Linked DNA regions of Homo sapiens: region 1 is linked to region 2. Evidence: chromatin loops called from intact Hi-C (ENCODE). Cell type or tissue: Panc1. All regions are shown on one strand. Each heading gives the region's core, and the rest is flanking DNA. Links, peaks and the distances in the headings are about the cores only. Region 1 overlaps VEGFC (vascular endothelial growth factor C). Region 2 has its middle 58 kb from the start of SPCS3-AS1.

Region 1 (9,448 bases), core at 952-8,951, 380 kb before region 2:
TGAAATTTTTATCTCTCCGTTTCTGATCAAATTTGCTCTAGCTCTACCTATAGCCTTCCCTAACTCAGTCAGTGGCAACAAATTGCTCCGAGTTGGTCAAGTCAAAATTCATGGTATCATCCTTGACTTCTTTCTTTCCTACCCTACATTCAGACTCATCAGGGAATCCAATCCTCTTGGCTGTGTCTTCAAAAATATAACCAGAGTCTAACCACTTGCTACATCTCTGACCTGAGCCACCATCGTCTTCCACTTGGATCAGGGCAGCGTTCTGTTTACCAGTCTCACTGGTTCTTATCTTCACCTCCCTAGAGTGTATTCTCAACTGAGCAGAAAGAAGAATCCTTTTAGGATGTAAGTCACATTATATTCCTCTCCTGTTATATGTAAGGCCCTAGAATAGTTCCCTACTTCACAAAAAGTAAAAACCAAAATCTCTATCAAGTAATAGTAGTCATTGCCCTGGCAGTGTTTCAATTAAAAGAGTTTAACGACTGGTTCATTTTATAGAGGTGTGGACAGTGTCAAGGAAACAGAAAAGAACAAAAGAACATGAAGCATCCAGGTACTATCAACAGTGGGAAGTCCTAACTACCCTAGTCCTGCAGGGGCAAGGTGAGCGAATAGTGCTATCAGCCCTGGAAATTGCTGGGCACTGTAGGAGAGGGGCTGTCAATAGAAGCTCTAACTGTAGAGTGCACACACTTCTCTCACTATGGTGAGGCACCATAAATGTGGTGAGGCAGAGGGAGAGTGAGGAGAATGAATATCCAACCTATTTTTTCTTCACATCCCAGCCAAATACTTGGCATTGTTAGTCTTTTTTATTTTAGCTATTGTGGTGGTGATGTAATAGCATCCCATTGTGGTTTTATTTTGCCTTTTCATGGAAACTGATGAAGTTGGACATCTTTTGACAAGCTTGTTGCCCATTTGGATATCCTCTTTTATAAAATGCCTGTTTAAGTGTTTTGTTCATTTTTCTTTTTGGTTGTTTTTTTTTTTTTTTTTTTTTAGATTTCTACAATTCCTTTACATGATTTGGTTGCCAGGCTTTTTAAAGCTGTGTGTATTGCAGATATCTTCTTCCATCTCTTACTGGTCTTTTTTCTTTCTTTCTTTCTTTTTTTTTACTGGCCAGATTTCTTTAATTTTAATGTAAGGTGATTTTTTCTTGTTTTTCCTCTATGATTAATATTTTTTATGTCTTGTTTAAGAAACATTTGTCTATCCAATGTTATGAAAATAGTCTTGTAGAAGCTTTATTGCTTTTTCACTTTCAGATTTATATTTACGATCAACCTGGAATTGATATTTGTGTAGTGGGGAGGGTAGAAATCAAGACTAGTTATTTTTAATTTGGATAACTAGGTAACCTAGCATATTTCTCTGCTGCTCTGTAGCATTACCCTTGTAAATAAATCATGTCTCTATACGGTTTCTTTCTGGACTCTGTTTTACGATTGTATGCTCTCTGGCATTAGTATCACACTGCCTGAAATTCTGAAGTTCCATAGTATCTTTTCTTTTCCTTGTTTTTTTTTTTTTTTTTGAGACAGAGTGTCATTCTGTCACACAGGCTGAAGTGCAATAGTGCAATAATGGCTCACCACAGCCACAATCTCTCAGGGTCCAGCAGTCCTCCCACCTCAGTCTCCTGAGTACCTGGGACTACAGGTACTCACCACTACACTTGGCTAATTTTTGTGTTCTTCTGTAGAGATAAGGCTTCACTATGTTGCCCAGACTGGCCTTGAACTCCTGGGTTCAATTGATCCTCCTGCATCAGCCTCTGAAAGTGCTGGGATTATAGCTGTGAGCCACCATGCACAGCTTCATTGTACCTTAATATTTGACAGAAATACCTACAGTTTGTTCTTTAATATCACCTTGAATATAGATATTGAGATTCCATTGAATCTAAAAATTGATTTGGGGAAAACTGATATATTAGCAATAATGGGCTTTCTATTTTGGCCTTATAGCATTTATCCTATTATATAATCATTTTTAAGTTTTTCTTTTTGTGTAGAGACCTTGCATATCTTCCTTTTCGGTACCTAGGTATGAGACATTTTGGAAGCTATGGCAAAGGATATTTGTTTTTGCATTTCATTGTCTTTTTTTTTCTGTGTATAGTATTCTAGGTTGGCATTTATTTTCTATATTCTAAAGATTTTTTTCCATATTACCCTCTGTTTTTTATTACATCCACTATCAATCTTATTGTTGCTTCTTTGAACAAGAAATGATTTTCACTGTTAGCATTTAAAATTCTGTCTTTGGGGCCGGGCACGGTGGCTCACTCCTGTAATCCCAGCACTTTGGGAGGCCAAGGCAGGGGGATCACGAGGTCAGGAGATTGAGACCATCCTGGCTAACACGGTGAAACCCCGTCTCTACTAAAAATACAAAAATTAGCCGGGTGTGGTGGCGGGCACCTGTAGTCCAGCTACTCGGGAGGCTGAGGCAGGAGAATGGCGTGAACCCAGGAGGCGGAGGTTACAGTGAGCCGAGATCACGCCACTGCACTCCAGCCTGGGCGACAGAGCGAGACTCTGCCTCAAAAAAAAAAAAAAAAAAAAAAATTCTGTCTTTGGATTTCAGTAGTTCTATTATGGTGTAGTATTTTAGATGTAGCTTTCTTTGTGTTTAATCTGTTTGATGATCATAGCAATTTTTGAATCTACAGCTTGATGCTTTTTGTTATCTTGGAAAATCCTAGAAAACTACTTCTTTAAATATGCCTTTTTCTTTATAGTCTCTATCCTCCAGTTAAATATATATTAAACATTTGCAGTATCTGCTCTATATCTCTATGTCACTTTTCCAATCATCTATGTCTATTATGCTTTTTTTTTTCTAGTTTTCTCTGGATGTTTTCTACTGATCTGTCTTCCAGTTCACTAATCCTTTCTTTAGCTCTAATATTATTAATTCCATATATTGAGACCTATTTTCAGTTATTACATTTTACAGTTCTCAAATTTCTGTTTTGTAAAATAAATTCTATTCTTTGCTCAAATTCTTCATCTTCCTTTCTGTTTTCTCAAACATACTAGTTGTAGTACTTTAACAATACCTATTTCTTTTTTTTGAGGCAGAGTCTTGCTATGTTGCTGAAGGTGGTCTTGAATTTCTGGGCTCAAGAGATCCTCCCAGTTCAGCTTCCTGAGTATACAATACCTATTTTAATATCAAGCACAACTGAAGTTTCATTTTTATTGTCTATTTTTTCTATTTTTTTGTTAGTCTTATTTGTGGATATTTTTCTTATTTGCTGAAAACTTTTGATTGAATGTTTGATGTTTTATTTAAAAATTATAACTGTCTAGACTATGCAGTTTTGCCTTTCTAGAGAGGATTCAGTGTATCCTCTGGTAATCAGCCAAAAGGCAGACAGATCACTCCAGTTCCATTAGAATATGACATGGCTAGAAGCTTTTCTGAAGCCTGTGTGTATCAGTCTGGTATGGCCTACCCACTTTCCTTGGGAGTTGTCTTTCAGGATACCCATTCAGAGCCTATGAATTTATGAGATTTTTTTTCTTTGGTGGGTTCTGAACTTCAATTTTTGTAACCTCTGCACTATGAGACTGTTGCATACATTCTTGTGCTTTTCAGAAGATATTTGCTTGGCTTCTTTGCTTCTTACCATGGATAATTTGAAAACTTAGTGCCTCAAAAGGAAAACCTTAAGTATCAGGGAACCTCATTTCTCTCTTGTTTTGTGTACCCTCTGTCCGTGATCTTAGCCCCTCAAATCTGACTGCCTTTAAAGGCCCAAACTTTAATGTTTTGTCTCTCCAGCTCTGTGAAAATGCTGGCAGTCTCACTTTTGTTAACTCTGTTGTTTTCTGCCTGGATTTTCAGCCTCTTACCTATCCAAGGACTATCATATTATATTACCCAAGGGAAAATGTTGCTCTCATAATGTCTGCTCACCTCTCTTACTTTATGTTTCTGCCCAGGATCTTGGCAACTGAAAGCTTGGCTGTCTCTATGGTTATATCTTCAAATAGGTGTTTGTTGCTTTTCGTTTCATCTCATATTTTCTAGTTGTTCTCAGTGGGAACATTGTTTTGTCACAAGCTATTCCATCATGGTCAGAAGTGGAAGTTGCTAAGTCAACTACCTTGATAATTATTGTGCCGTTAGTATGGCTTAGTGACTAAGGGAACACATTTTTGTTTGGATAGGCCTTTGGTTTAAATTCCTCTTACTATGTTTGAGATACCGTTCCATTGAAAACTTAGTTTTATCACCTGTAATCAGAAAAAAAAAGACCTTTTTTTAGAGGACTCTTAGGAGGATTAATTGGAAAATATTCACCTAAAGTACTGATTACAATAACCATCACATAGTAAATTTAGTAAATATGTCTCAAATGATACAGAAACCTTATGGAACCTGTAAGGTTAAATCATGCATTTCTGAAAGTAGTAATAATATTTACTTTACTTCCAGTGGGTTAATATGAACCAAATTATTTGAAGATATTTCTATTAAATATTGATTACGTGAAAGAATATAACATATACTTAAGATCTATAACAATAAATGAATGCCAGTGTACCGCTACTCAAGTTAAAAATAAAATACTACCAGTCCCATTGAGTTTTATGTATATGTATTCCTTATAAATATTTCATTGAGTTTTTGCTTTTGAAATTTATGTAATTGGAATGATGTTCTATGCACCTCTTTGCAACTTGCATTATTATAACTTGCTTTATCTTAATATCATCTCTGTGATTCATTCATGTTAACTATAGTTTTTTTTCATTTTCTCTTATTTTCAATGTGGTGAGATTATGTTGTATAATATCTCCCAAATATGCATTTATTATTAATAGAAATGGCGTGCTTTTTGATCTTTCACTTTTGGTCCTTTTTCCTTGGAATTGTATTTGGGAATTAGTTGAAGATGAATTTCTCTAGAGCAGCTTTTTGTTTGCTTGTGCTCCGCACCTGTGGACACTATAAATAGAGACCACTTTCAAAGGTATTTTTGGCTTAAGTCTGCTCGAACCACACAGATAGTGTTACTTCAGACCACAACTAGGATGAGAGCTTTCTCCTGATTATATCCCAAGGAGGAGATTTCTTTCTTCCTTTTACCCAGAGCAAATGTTGAGACAGGCAAATTTCCTTGCAGTCTCCTTCTGTAGATCAGAGTTATTTTTCTAGTTTGCCCTTATATTGAGAGGACACTATAGATTTGTTCTAGCTTAACTTAGGGAACTACTATTAGACTCTTTAAGAGAGCTCTGGGCTCTGTTGCCTGTTAAACTGTCAAGTTCAAAGCCCAGGTTCACCAGCTGGAGCAACTGTTCCAGGGTGAATATGACTTAGTGTTGAATACTCTCTGAATTATTTCACTTTATTTTTGCACCCCTAGGAATACTTTACCTTCTTAATAGATCTTTATATGCAGACACACATATGTTTAAACATATGGAAGTACATATGTGTGCATGTATGTAGATAAATAGATAGATGCACTTTTTCAGAAAGAGTCTTCTACCGAACTGTTAGAAACAGAAATGTCTTAAGTCTGATTTGTGCTGCTGTGACAGAATACCTAAAACTGGGTACATGATGAAAAATAGAAATCTAGTTTTCACAGTTCTAGAGATTGAAACGTTCAAGATCAAGTTGCTGGCAGGTCAGGAGCCTGGTGAGGGCCCCGTCTCTGCTTCTAAGGTGGCGCTTTGAAGGCTGCGTCCTCTGGAGGGGAGGAATGTTGCTCCTCACATGGCAGACGGACAGAAGAGCAAAGAGATAGAACCCATGATACATGAAAGCCCTTTTGTAAAGGCATTAAACCCACCAATCTGGGCAAAGGCTTCATGACCTAATCACCTCTTAAAGGCCCCACCTCCCCCCATATTCTTACATTGGCAATTAGAATTCAACATGAGTTTTGGAGGGGACATTCAAACTATACCAAGAAATAACTGATTCAGTTTTTATAAGAAATTTTAGAACTGTCCCTAAGACCTGGTGAGTTTCAGGCCTCATGTTCTGAGCCTACATCTGACATCAGCTACCATAGTATCCGCTGTGCAGGCAGAGCCTCTTCAGTCATAGGTATGGGGTGAAACAGATTTCCACCTCTTCCCTGAGCTTCGCTGGCACAGAATAAATGCATTCTAAAGAAAACTGATACGTCAGAGACATCTGAGCTTACTCTTAATTGCTTTCTTACCTTTCTCTGTCTTGGGCCAGATTTTCTTCCAGGCTGATGGCTTCTTCCAACTCTGAATTCTAGCACTCTCTGCTGTTTCATTTTGTATTCCATGCCTTCGTCTCTTCTCTGATCCCTTCCATCTGCCTGAAAGCACTTCCTTTTTATTATTTCTGTGTCCTATAATAATAAAGTTAACAAAAGTGTTAAGTATATGTTTATTTTTCCAAGGTTACATAGGCACATGTATAATGTAGGGAAACTGGCTGACAATCAGAGACAGAAGACACATACACGTGGGCCCACACACATTCGTTCACTGTTGTCCTTAATGCAGTATTCAACATTACAAATTACTGTAATCTTAATAAAACTGCGACATTGTTTTCCTTGTTTATTTAGGGAGCACCTTTAAAAATCATGTATTTGCTGATTTATTCATTCACTATTGTCCTTAATGTAGTATTCAACATTCCAAATTCCTGTAATCTTAATAAAACTGTGACATAGTTTCCTTGTTTCTTTATTTAGGGAGCATCTATAAAACTCATTATTTACTCCTCAGAAAACTTGCATGGGCATATAGTTATGAACCAGTTTGAATATTATGATTTTATATTCACAATATTTTTATACTTATGATCCTAGGCTAAGGATATTTATATTAGAATGTTCGCTGAGGACTTAAATAAGTTCTCACTGATACTTACACTGAATATTATCTCAATGTACTTGAGAGAAAAGGTATTGCAAGTAAAGGTAAATATATGAGTACATCAATTGTATAATTTAATTTTCTCACAATTTTAGGACAATTTTGTATAGGATCTATAATCATATACTTTTTTAAATATTCACTTGCTTTTATTAAATCAATCACAAGAAAATACAGAACGTTTTCCCCTTCCACTTCTGAAGTGGAGGAAATCACTTCAAATTCATGGGATCTTTGAACTTTGCCCATTGGGCCAGACTTGCAGTATCATAAACTTCTTTTTCCTACCTATGTATGATTTTGCCATGTGCGAAACAATCATTGCTAGTACCACGAGTGAGTGATGATAAGCTTAGAATACATCCAGCTAAGATCAGTGCCATTTGAAGCTCCCTCAATATCGCATTTCTTCGGTTCTTTAAAAAAAATTCATTGTTTTGGAGTCAGCATATTATTAATGAATGGAGTATTTGAGGGGAATAAATATGACTTTGGCAATATCACATGCATGGGAAAAATTGGCTAGAGAAAGGGCTAAGTCTTTCATTCTGTGTTTTAGAGAACAGCTTTAGCTCGTATGAAAAAATTCTGGCATAGATATGTGAGGGGGAGTGTTGGATAAGAAAAGGAAAGAGAAAAAGCTTGCTGTGGAGTGGAATTCTCATCACATTTCTTTCTTACCTACTACTCTGGGGAAACTTCAGTTACAGGGCTGATAAATATTTATTAAGAATATATAGACAGTATAACCTAAAAACATTGGAAGATATTTTAGCGAGGCTTGAGTCAGATTAAATCTACCAACCGCTAAAAGATGGCTTTGCCTAGAGAAATTCTTTTTTCTTTGGGAGCAGCTATTAGGGAAAAGCCTATTGCCTAATATCTTAATTGAAACCTATGCATAAAATTCAATTAAAAATGGCCTATATTTTGAATTGTTTTTCAAGTTACAGAAGAACTTTAAGATCTTTGTAGGTAATTTCTAAAAAGCATAAATATCTTAAAATATATATCTGTACTATCACCATTAAAACTTACCATTCTTTGCTCTATATTTTCCAAAGCTATATTCAGAGAAAATAAAACCTATTATTTCATAGCCTGCTTTAAAAATATCTCTTAAAATACGCTATTTTTCATCTCCTGATCTATCCCTCAAGAATATGATTTTAAAACTGCATTACCTCATTTCGACTTATTTGTTTTATGTCCTCCTTGTTATTAACTATTTTTAATTTTTTCTGTGTAAAAACACTTATTTCTTTACATATTTTCTCTAAATTTGGAAGCTATGCCTTCGTCAATGATACCATGTTAACATTTTAAATTTTTAAAAATATTTTAATATATTTTATTCAAACAGTCCCAATAATTAAATTTATTTCACTGGCAAATGCGATATAAACCAATTGCTGCATCTCTCCTCTCCAAAAAGCATGTCTTGTTCTAGTGATGTATTTGGAGATAGAAGACTTAAATTATTTTATTTTTTTTTACTTTTTAAAAATGAGAAATGAAAACTCGGCTATATGCATGGTGTACACTGTGACGTTTTGATTGAAGTACATTGTGGAATGATTAAATCAAACTGATTAGCACATTATCATCTCACATACTTATCATTTTTTGTGATGAGAATGTTTGAAATCTACTCTATTATTATTTACCATAGTCACCATGAGTATATTACATCTTCAGAAATTATCCCTTCTGTCTAATTGAAACTGTACCCTGTACACAACATCTCCCCGTTGACCACCCCACCAGTCCCCGAGCCCCTGGTATCCACCATTCTACTCTCTGCTTCTATCATTTGATTTTTTTAAATTTCTACATTTAAGCGTGATCATGCATATTTGTCTTTTTGTGCCTGGCTTATATTGCTAAGCATAATGCCCTTTAGTTTTATTCATCTTTTTGCAAATGGCCGGATTTCCTTCTTTTTTATGGTTGAACAAAGTACCTTTTTTCCCCCCACTGTCCCAAATATATGGGCTCAACCCCCAAATTGGCAGGTCTAAGAAGTCTTTCCAAAGGGTAGTCTATTACATTTAATTTCTAAACATAAGTTGAAGAAAAGAAAATTTATCCTGACAGTTCCAAAGTTCAATAAAAAGTATAGTTTTTGAGTTTTTACTTCAGTAAGGTATTATTTTAGTTTCTTAGCTTTTCAGAAAGTCTCAGTCTTTTCAATGGGAAACTCTCTTAGGGCATTTAAAATATAATTTGCTAACAATGAACTTTTAGATGAGTAATCGTGGCTGCTATCACTGGCCCTGGATGGCAGTGGGATGAGCTTGCAATGCCAAGGATACAGCTGAGCAAATGCCACTGGAAGCTAAATAACATGAAAGAAACCAGGGTTTTGTTGTTTACAATGGCCATGTGATGGTATGAGTACAGGAAAGGGCTAGAACCTGGGCATCTGAGGAGAAAAAGCATTGACAGCATGGATGTAAATGACGACTGGTATTTGAATGCAATGTGGGGCCAGAGGTAGACATCATGGAAAAGTATCAGACTTTGCATACAGGACACAAACT
Region 2 (9,448 bases), core at 768-8,767:
GCATCATAACATAATTGGTAAATTTCTATTTCTTTTTCCCCTTCTTGTCGGGCTGGGGAAAGAGGGCTATAACTTTGTTCTAATTTCTACCTCTACTGAAGGTATGTTCTTGAGTATTTGTGTATGATATCTGCTATGAAGATAATGTTTTAACACATTTTAAATAACAATGGTAATAATAGCATTAATATATTTAAAAATATGTCCAGGACCTGAAGAGATGGAAATTTGTTTATTTGACTCCAATACATTATGACAGCTATGACTTGAAGACTGACCAATAAATAATGATGCTCAGGTTAGATTTTCTTTAAATAAAGATACTAATACTGTAATGTCTCCTTTTAAAACAAATTCAGAGGCAAAGACATGGCACTTTAAACCATATGATGGAAAACAGAGAAAAAGTGTCATATTCTAGTTGTCTCTAACAGAAGGAGGACATCATGATGGGAAGTAGCTATATACAGTTTATATTGGGGAGGAAGAACTGAGTACATTGTAGAAAACAAACTCGGAGTGCAGTAATTAAAAAAAGGCATAGAATCCAACCCCCACTATTGCCAACATGGACTTCAGAAATCAGCAATCTGATAATCTCATCTGCCAAATGAGGAGGCCAACACTCAAGGGTTGTGGCATCTCAACCAGGTCACATCAAAAGGGCAAGATTTCTTAGATGAAATCTCAAGATTCCAAATAAAAGGCCTGTGTCTCTGACTCCCTGCCTTTAATGCTAATAACACCTTCGTCCAGAATCAATTTTTTTTAACAACAAAAACTTAGAGTTAATAACTTTACTAATGATGCTGAATAGATACACTTTTTCTTGAGGTAGAGAACATATAAACATAAACTAGCATTGAGTCTCATTCATTGACCCTGTCACTATTGTGTTTCCAGTATAATGGCAGCATCTTGTAGAAGAAAATAAGCATGGACATTGGCGCAAGAAAGATCTCACAACTGCCAGTATACTGGTCTTTTATGCATGACAAAATTACTCCAACTTTCTGAGATTCATTTTTATCTTGTATACCTCATGATAAATATTGCATGACTCACGAGCCTTTGTGAAAATTAAATTATATGACATAAATGAAAATACCAAGTATTCTGCCTGCCACCTAGGAAGTGCAGAATATAATACCTGATGAAGAAGGATTAATACCTAAAAATTAGATGGGGATACAATTGAACCCTTTTTTTAAGAAAAAATAAATAACTAGAGAATAATTCGAAGTTGTTTGTTGAACAAGTATTTATATTTTAGTAGTGTGACAGACAAAAGCAATGAAATAGCGGCTGAAGAATTCATGAACCAGCAAGAACAACAGCAAAAAGAATCAGTGTGAGGGGCAGGGCAGTGGCTGCACAGAGACGATATCTTTAGCTGAGTTTGAAAAGAAAAAGAATAGCTTGATAGGTGGAGTTGACAGTCAAAGATGTTCTAAGAACAGTATGAAAGGCTGGAGCTGAGAAGGAACTGTCATGTACAAAAGATATAGAGCACGGGGGTCCAATCTTTTGGTTTCTGTATTCTACACTGGAAGAAGAAAAATTGTCTTGGGCCAACATAAAATACACTAACGATAGCTGATGATCTAAAAAACAAAACGGCAAAAAAATCTCATAATGTTTTAAGAAAGTTTACAAATTTGTGTTGAGCCACATTCAAAGCCACCCTGGGCCTCATGTGGCCATGGGCCTTGGGTTGTACAAGCTTGATTGAGCATCATTGGCTTAGGAAAATCTGAGAAAACTTTGTAAGAAGTAGTAAAATATGGATAAATAAACTGAAGCCCATCAAACAAAGGCCTTACATGCTCACCTGAGTGGCTCGAGTTTGGTATAAAAATAATACATACTAGATTCCAAAGTAGAGGAACGATACAGTGATTTAGTGATCTAGTGATTTAGAAGCAAGCAATCTGGCAATCAAGAGCATGATGGATCATGCTGGAAAAAAACTTCAGAGAAGTGGAGAGAATGGATAAAAGCACCTCTAATAATCCCAAAATGAGGTGATGGAGGCCTGAAATGAGACAGTGGTGAGGAGTCCAGCTCCTAGCCAAAAACCTATAATCATCTTTCAAACCCTACCACAGACAATTGCAAAGGATTTACCTGGCAGGCTTCACAGGGAAAAATTGTCCTCCCCACACCAGACTGTGTGCAGCCAGTAAACTGCAGTCTCTGAAGGGAGCTGCAGTCAAGGGCTCAGTCACTCCATCCTCAGCACCATGCGCTTATGCATATCTGCATCTCTAGCCCTCCCTGCATTCAGAGAGAGGAGGTCTCTTCATCGGGTCATTCTGCGGAGGCCTCCTCACTGGGGAGGACACTTGAAGCCTCTTTTTTCTCTCTGACTCAATATTCACTGTTTCCCACACCTAGTCCTCCCCTCTCCAGCTCACCCCCATCCCCACCCCTGGGTCCATAAAATGGCCAGAGCCTTTTGTTCGGGCTCCCGTACGTAGGTGGTGAGATAATTCCCCGCCCCACTCCCCCGTGTGCACTGATACATTGGACCTTCACCCAGTGCCCTTCTGTGGAGAAAAAAGGAACATTAAAATGGTTAAGCTTTTTCCTCTTGCCTATTCTACTACCTTAGAAAGTCATTAAAGGATTGGCTGTTACTTTCACTTTGGCTTGTTGTCTTAATTGACCACTCCACCACGGGCGTCTCAGCTCTCTCCAGCTCAGCTCAGCTCTTGACAGGTGGCAGAGCGAATTTTGAAAAATGTTGAATATAGTAGACACCCTAGCTCTGATCTCCATTCTTGTTTTAAGCAAATCTCCTACACTCTCAGTCCTCAGAACTATAAACTACAATTGTAAAACATTTCTCAGAGAAAAACTTATAATATTTAAATACTAGTTTTAAATTCTTTAAAAAAAGATCATGACAGTGTTTCAATTTCAAATTTACAATATAATATGCTAAAAGTCCATACTTCATGGTCTAGACTAATTTAAATGAAATTTTTGTATCACCAGCATTTGTAATGTAAATCCAAGAGTCGAGAGATCTTTAAATTATTGCATTTCAAAAACATTACTGGAAAATGATAAACTATAGGGACCTAAAGTCTCAAACAACTATGATAGAGATTGAATACCTGACAATCTTTAAAAGTAGGGATGTGAGGAAATGAGGAGAGGATTTATTTGCCTCCATTGTACTCATCTCTAACATTAAATATTCAAGTTCATGGAAAAAGCAATGTGTTTATTTTACGGTGCTCTGATACTGTGATAACTACTGTGACTTCTTATGGGAATATTGCTGCATAACAATTGCCAGAGAAGCTCATCAATCTGTGTTTCTCAAATGTGAGCAGCTCATTAGTACAATCTCCACCCAGGGAACACACAGAGCTCCCTTCTCTGCTTCATCCTGCGATTTCCATCATGTCCCTGGACCATCATTACTATTTGTATTTGTAAAATCCTTCTCTTGCCTCTTCCTTTCTGTTATCATTTGATCACTTTGCCCTAAAAGCTGGATAACTGAGTACTCAGTCACTTCTTCTTTTTTTTTTTTTTTTTGAGATGGAGTCTTGCTCTGTTGCCCAGGCTGGAGTGCAGTGGCATGATCTCCACTCACTGCAACTTCTGCCTCCCAGGTTCAAGCGATTCTCCTGCCTCAGCCTCCCAAGTAGCTGGGATTACAGGCGTCTGCCACAATGCCTGGCTATTTTTTGTATTTTTAGTAGAGAAGGGGTTTTGCCATGTTGGCCAGGCTGGTCTGGAACTCCTGACCTCAGGTGATCCACCTGCCTCAGCCTCCCAAAGTGTTGGGATTACAGGCGTGAGCCACCACCCTCTCAGTCACATCTAAAGGGGACAATGTGTGAATCAATGACAGACATGAGTATTGCTCTCTTCTTTTACTTTGTAAATTCCTATATATGCATTCCTATATATGCATTGATAATAAAACATTTAAGGTTTTACAGAAGTTTTTGAGGAAAAGGCCTAGTACAAAAAGTTTTAAATCTAGTATAGAAACTACCATTAGGTTAGAAAACTAAGAGTTTTCTGCATACAAGATTTTCAGAATGATAGCATATTTCCCTTCTCAAATATTAAACTGTACTGTTTTTCTTAAAATTATTAAATAGTTGTTTAGTATGAAACTATGTTTCTTCTTTTCCTAGCTTTTCTCTAGTATGGTATCTTTTGTCCTGGCAAATAACCACTGTTTAATATACATTCCTTAAAACTAGCTTTTGTATTTAAAAGCTATGTAAATTATATACAAAGTCAAAAATCTTCAATAAATAAAATAAAGAGAAACATGGTAATTTTTATTTCGCCTGGTTGCAAATGGCCTGTAGACAATGAGGATCTATCTAAGGGGCAGGAGCAGGTTAAGGTGGGATCCCTGACAAGCATTCTAGCTCTATGTCCCTCCTTCAGCAAGAGCCACCAGATATGAGCAGAAATTTCTATACTTAAATACAGCACTCAGCCAGGCTGTTTCAATGAACTGATTTAAAATACAAGAATCACAAAACAAATGAAGAGACATCATCAGTTTCCCCACAATGAATTCGAGATTTGTTGAGAAAAACTGGTAATATTCTTCCCTTTTAAGGAAAATATTCCTTGAGGATAAATGATTAATTCCTATTAAAATGAGAAAGTAGATTTAAAACACAAAGATAGTTTGAGAAACATCCAAGGATTCATTGACTTTTGCATTTACTACATTTTCTTTAAAAAGGTACCCTCTCACTTTTAGAAAAAAACTCAATTTACGCAAATTAAGCTTGTTTTACCCAGGTTTTATAAAATCTGCCCTTACCTGACAAGCCCTGTGCTAGGATCAATGGCTAGACATAATGATTGTTTGTGATTGTAGCAGGAATGATTAAAAAGCACATTGTTTCACCCACATCTGCATGAATATATATCACACTACATGACATTTTAAAATTCTAAAGTATGAGTAAAATCATAACCGTACATTGACATCAAGGAGTGATTTGTCTTCTCCTACGCAAGTGCAGATTATTTTACCACAAGTGCAAATTTAAATTCTCTGCATGTCTTCTCTGGCTTCTCATTTATTTTCTAGTTACACATTTTGGAAACTGAGATGGAGATTTTTTAAATAATTAAATAAGAAAATAAAAATTCATCATTGTTTGAATGCAAAATGGCTCAAGTCCCTGATAGGTTAATAGGGAGCATTATTATTGTTACAGTTCAACAAACATGTCACTTTGACATAACTAAAGGTGATTTCCCTTCAGCTGGTCATAGGCAGGTGAGAATAAATGGAGATTATTTAAAGAGAATGACTGACATCTGCTGGAATACAAGAGAAATGAACAGAAAACAATGCAAGCATAAATGCTTACAGTTAACAGTTTCAGAATACATCAATGTTTACAATCTGTAACAGAACAATGTTAGCATAAATCCTCAAAAACAGAGGAATAATGGGGTGTAATGGAAAGGGGCATCTTGTGTAATTCTGTTCTGTTGCACTATGCTGAGTCCAATCAAGATAGCTTCACCCTAGAGCAGTTATACAATCTCTAAAAATAGTGCATTTCTGTTGCCTGTGATTTTTCTACATGTTATCGTTGATTTCTATAGTCTGTGGGTTCCTGTACCTTGACTCTGGCCACGTCTGTGCAATCAACTAAACGGGCTTTACAAATCTACAACCAAGGAATTAATTAGAATTGATCATTTGGAGGGTCAGAACACAATTTAGCCCCAAAATAGACAGATCCATGCCATCAAACATTGCTGATCTATGCCTTAAATTGGGCTTTAACGTAGTTCCCATTTTAAAAATGATTTCTTAATGAGGCAAGGGGAGAACGATTTCTTGAGAGCTTACTAAGTTATTCCATTTAGGATATCCTATAATTTCACGTGGTAGGTATTTTTAACTCCATTTTGTAAATGAGAAGATTTAATGGCAGAGAGGTGCAGAAATGTGCCCAACGTTACACAGATTGTAAGTGACAGAGCTGAAATTCATTACTTAATTCTACCTGATTCCACGGTTGGTGCTTTTCACCATACAATTTAATTCAAGGTACTTTTGTATTTTCCAGTGTCAATACCATTTTACGCTACTTTTTAACTGTATACCTTTCTAGTGAAAACTATTAGGGACTGTCCTGAAGAGTATCATGATCTGGTCCTGCTTTTGGATATTCTCTGCAAGCAAGTACTTGGTAAAGATCTGTAAATCAGTAAGAGAGTATTCAACAGAGTCAATGGAACCCATCTTTCCTTTTTTTCTCTAGAACAGTTTAAAAAGCAGTCACAGTCCTCAGTTTCTTCATTAGTACAATGATGGAGATGGACTAGATAACTCCTAATGTATCTTCCAGGGGTGCATCTGGTTAGGAATACAGCAAAGGAAAACAGGTTCATTCAGTTCATTATTATTCTGCAATAACACACTAACATAATCAGGGCAATTAGCTACATATTGTACTCATCATTCATTAATTGCAAAAGTGTTTTTTTTTTTAATTTTTGTCTTTGTTTATAATGCCTCATGGAAATTGAAGTGAAAATATGTACTCGAAGATAGTCTATTTTTACACACAAACACACCTGCCAAGAGCCTATCTTTCCTGACAGAAACATTTGAAAAAAAATATATTTTCATGTTATTTTTCTCTTACTCTTTCCACAGACTAAAAACGAAATCTACATTTTGCCTGAAAAAGAAAATGACTATGATCAGAATTTAAAACACATGCAAAAATTATTTTAAAAAGTTTCATAATAAAAGATTATTTCTATGAATTACAATACAATATATCTAATATTGCACCAGCTTCTTAAGAAGTTTTCAAATTTCCAGAAGTTGTATTTTTTAAAAAAATTCCAACATGCATAAACATAGTCTGAATATGGTTTCAAATGTTAACATAGACGGTAAAAGTAACACAATACAAATGTCTTCTGTAATTTATCAAATTTCTGCATTAAAATATATAGCAGGTTGAATCTTGAATTCAATACTACCATCTAGTGGAAATCAACCAAAAATGCAGCAGATAATGCTACTTTTGTTTTTTCACAAGTACAACTGCTATTCTTCCCATTGTCTTGCAATAACTAAACCAGTGGTCAAAGGACTGATGAGAACCTCTTTGAAATAAGTATTTTCTTGTAACAAAAACATTATTTGTTTTATTAGGTAACATGCTTATGGAATATACTAAACAATCTGACTGATTATAAAAATATAAATATAAAGTATCTAATCATGGGCTTATTCTTGACAACCAATCTCTCATACAAGACATTTATATATATATATATATATATATATATACACGTGCTTTTACATAAACATGTGTAAGACATTTTATATATATAAGACATTATCTATTATATATGACATTTATGTATATTGATTGTGCTTTTGGATGCAATTTCCTAGTATTTTTTGAGGATTTTTGCATGTATATCCATCAGAGGTATATATATAATTATATATTATATATATTACAATATATTTTATATATATATAATTTTAAGGAAAAGCAGAGAGTTTATTCAGTGATTTAACTTCCTTAAAGCAAGCCCTTTTGAAATTCTTTTTGCTTTGTAAATACATAAACCAGTAAGACAGTTGTTTATTATCATTATAAAGCATCATGTACTTTACATAATTTTATTTATATTTAGGAAATACAGGTGCAAGTATCTTACATGCATATATTGCCCTGTGGTGAAGTCTGGGCTCTTAGTGTACCATCACCCAAACAGTGAACATTGTACCCAATAGGTAATTTTTCAACTCTTACTCCCTGACCCCTCCCCATGTTTGGAGTCCCCAGTGCCTGTTATACTCATCTGTATGTTTATGTGTACCCATTGTTTAGCTCCCACTTATAAGTGAAAACATGCAACTTTTTACTCTCTGTTTCTCAGTTATTTCCCTTAGGATAGTGGCCTCCAGTTCCAACTATCCATACTGCTGCAAAAGACATAGTTTCTTTCTTTTTTTTGGCTAAGTAGTATTCCATGGTGTATATATACCACATTTTCTTCATCCATTCCTCCATTGATTGAGACTTAGGTTGATTTCATGTCTTTAATATTGAGAGTAGTGCTGTGATAAACATATGAGTATAGCTGTTTTTTTAAATACAGTGATTTATTTTCCTTTAGGTAGAAACCTAGAAGAAGGATTGCTGGACTGAATGATAGCTCTTTTTTAGTTCTTTGAGAGCTCTCCATACTGTTTTCCATAGGGTTTGTACTAATTTACATACCGACCAAGAGCATTTAAGTGTTCCCTTTTCTCCTCATCCATGCCAACATCTGCTAGTTTTTGACTTTTTAATAACAGCCATTCTAACTAAGGTAAGATGATATCTCATTGTGGTTTAAATTTGCATTTCTCTGATGATCAGTAATGTTGATAATTTTATAATATGTTTGTTGTCTGCTTGTGTGTCTTTTTTTGAAAAATTTCTAAAAGTTTTCTTAAATTAAAAAAAAAAATTTCTGTTCATGTCCTTTGACACTTTTTAGTGGGGTTGTTTTTCTTGTTAATTTGTTTGAGTTTCTTATAGAATCTGCAACTTAGTCTTTTTCAGATGCAGACTTTGCAAATATTTTCCCCCTTTCTGTAGGATATCTGTTTACTCTGTTGATTGCTCCTTTTGCTGTGCTGAAGCTTTTTAGTTTAATTAAGTCCTCTTTATTTATTTTTGGTTTTTTTTTTGCATTTGCTTTTGAGGACTTGGTCATAAATTATGTATCTAGGCCAATGTCCAGAAGAGTTTTTTCCAAGTTTTCTTCCAGAGTTTTTATGGTTTTGGTTCTTACATTTAAGTCTAATCCATTTTGAGTTAATTGCTGTATTTGGTGAGAGGTATGAGTCCAGTTTCATCCATCTACATATGGCTATCCAATGTTCCCAGCACCATTTATGGAATAGGATGTCATTTCCCCAGTGTATATTTTTGCAGACTTTGTCAAATATCAGTTGGTTTTAAGTATACAGCTTTATTTCTGAACTCTTCTGTTCCATTGATCTGTGTGTTTATTTTCATATCAGTACCATGCTGTTTTGGTTACTATAGCATTATAGCATAGTTTGAAGTCAGGCAATGTGATGCCTAAGCCTTTGTTCTGTTTCCTTAGGATTGCTTTAGTTATTTGAGCTCTTTTTTGATTCCATATAAATGTTATGATTCATTTTTCTAATTCTGTGAAAAATGGTGTTCCTAATTTGATAGGGATTGCACTGAATCTATAGGTTGCTTTGGGCAATATGGTCATTTTACCAATACTGATTCTTCCAACCCATGAGCATGGGATGTGTTTCCCTTTGGTTGTATCATCTATGATTTCTTTCCCCTGTGTTTTGTAGTTCTCTTTACATAAATTATTCACCTCCGTGGTTAAATATATTCCTATGTATTTTTTTGGTATTGTAAATGGG

The links. A loop is a pair of places that touch in the nucleus more often than their neighbours do. Peaks named below come from ENCODE experiments on the same cell type or tissue, not always from the same donor. Only the 100,000 strongest peaks of a DNase experiment are listed, where the experiment ranks them.
Region 1: it touches region 2 in a loop (7-fold over the local background); 3 of 110 quality-filtered maps call a loop at or near these places.

What each region holds. Positions count from the first base shown.
Region 1 is chr4:176,758,691-176,768,138 of GRCh38, reverse strand. All of the region lies in intron 1 of VEGFC (vascular endothelial growth factor C), which reads left to right. Among named protein-coding and RNA genes, the nearest start is that of VEGFC, 30 kb to the left of the region's middle. In Panc1, for the core only: no CTCF peak of the experiment used is centred there; no DNase peak of the experiment used is centred there; H3K4me3 peaks cover 244 bases; H3K27ac peaks cover 1,608 bases.
Region 2 is chr4:176,373,778-176,383,225 of GRCh38, reverse strand. It overlaps a transcript of LOC124900817 not described here. Among named protein-coding and RNA genes, the nearest start is that of SPCS3-AS1, 58 kb to the right of the region's middle. RefSeq lists an enhancer at 5,184-5,323. In Panc1, for the core only: CTCF peaks have their summits at 5,104, 5,311 (motif pointing left), 6,814 and 7,021 (motif pointing left); DNase peaks (open chromatin) are centred at 5,318 and 7,099; H3K4me3 peaks cover 630 bases; H3K27ac peaks cover 262 bases.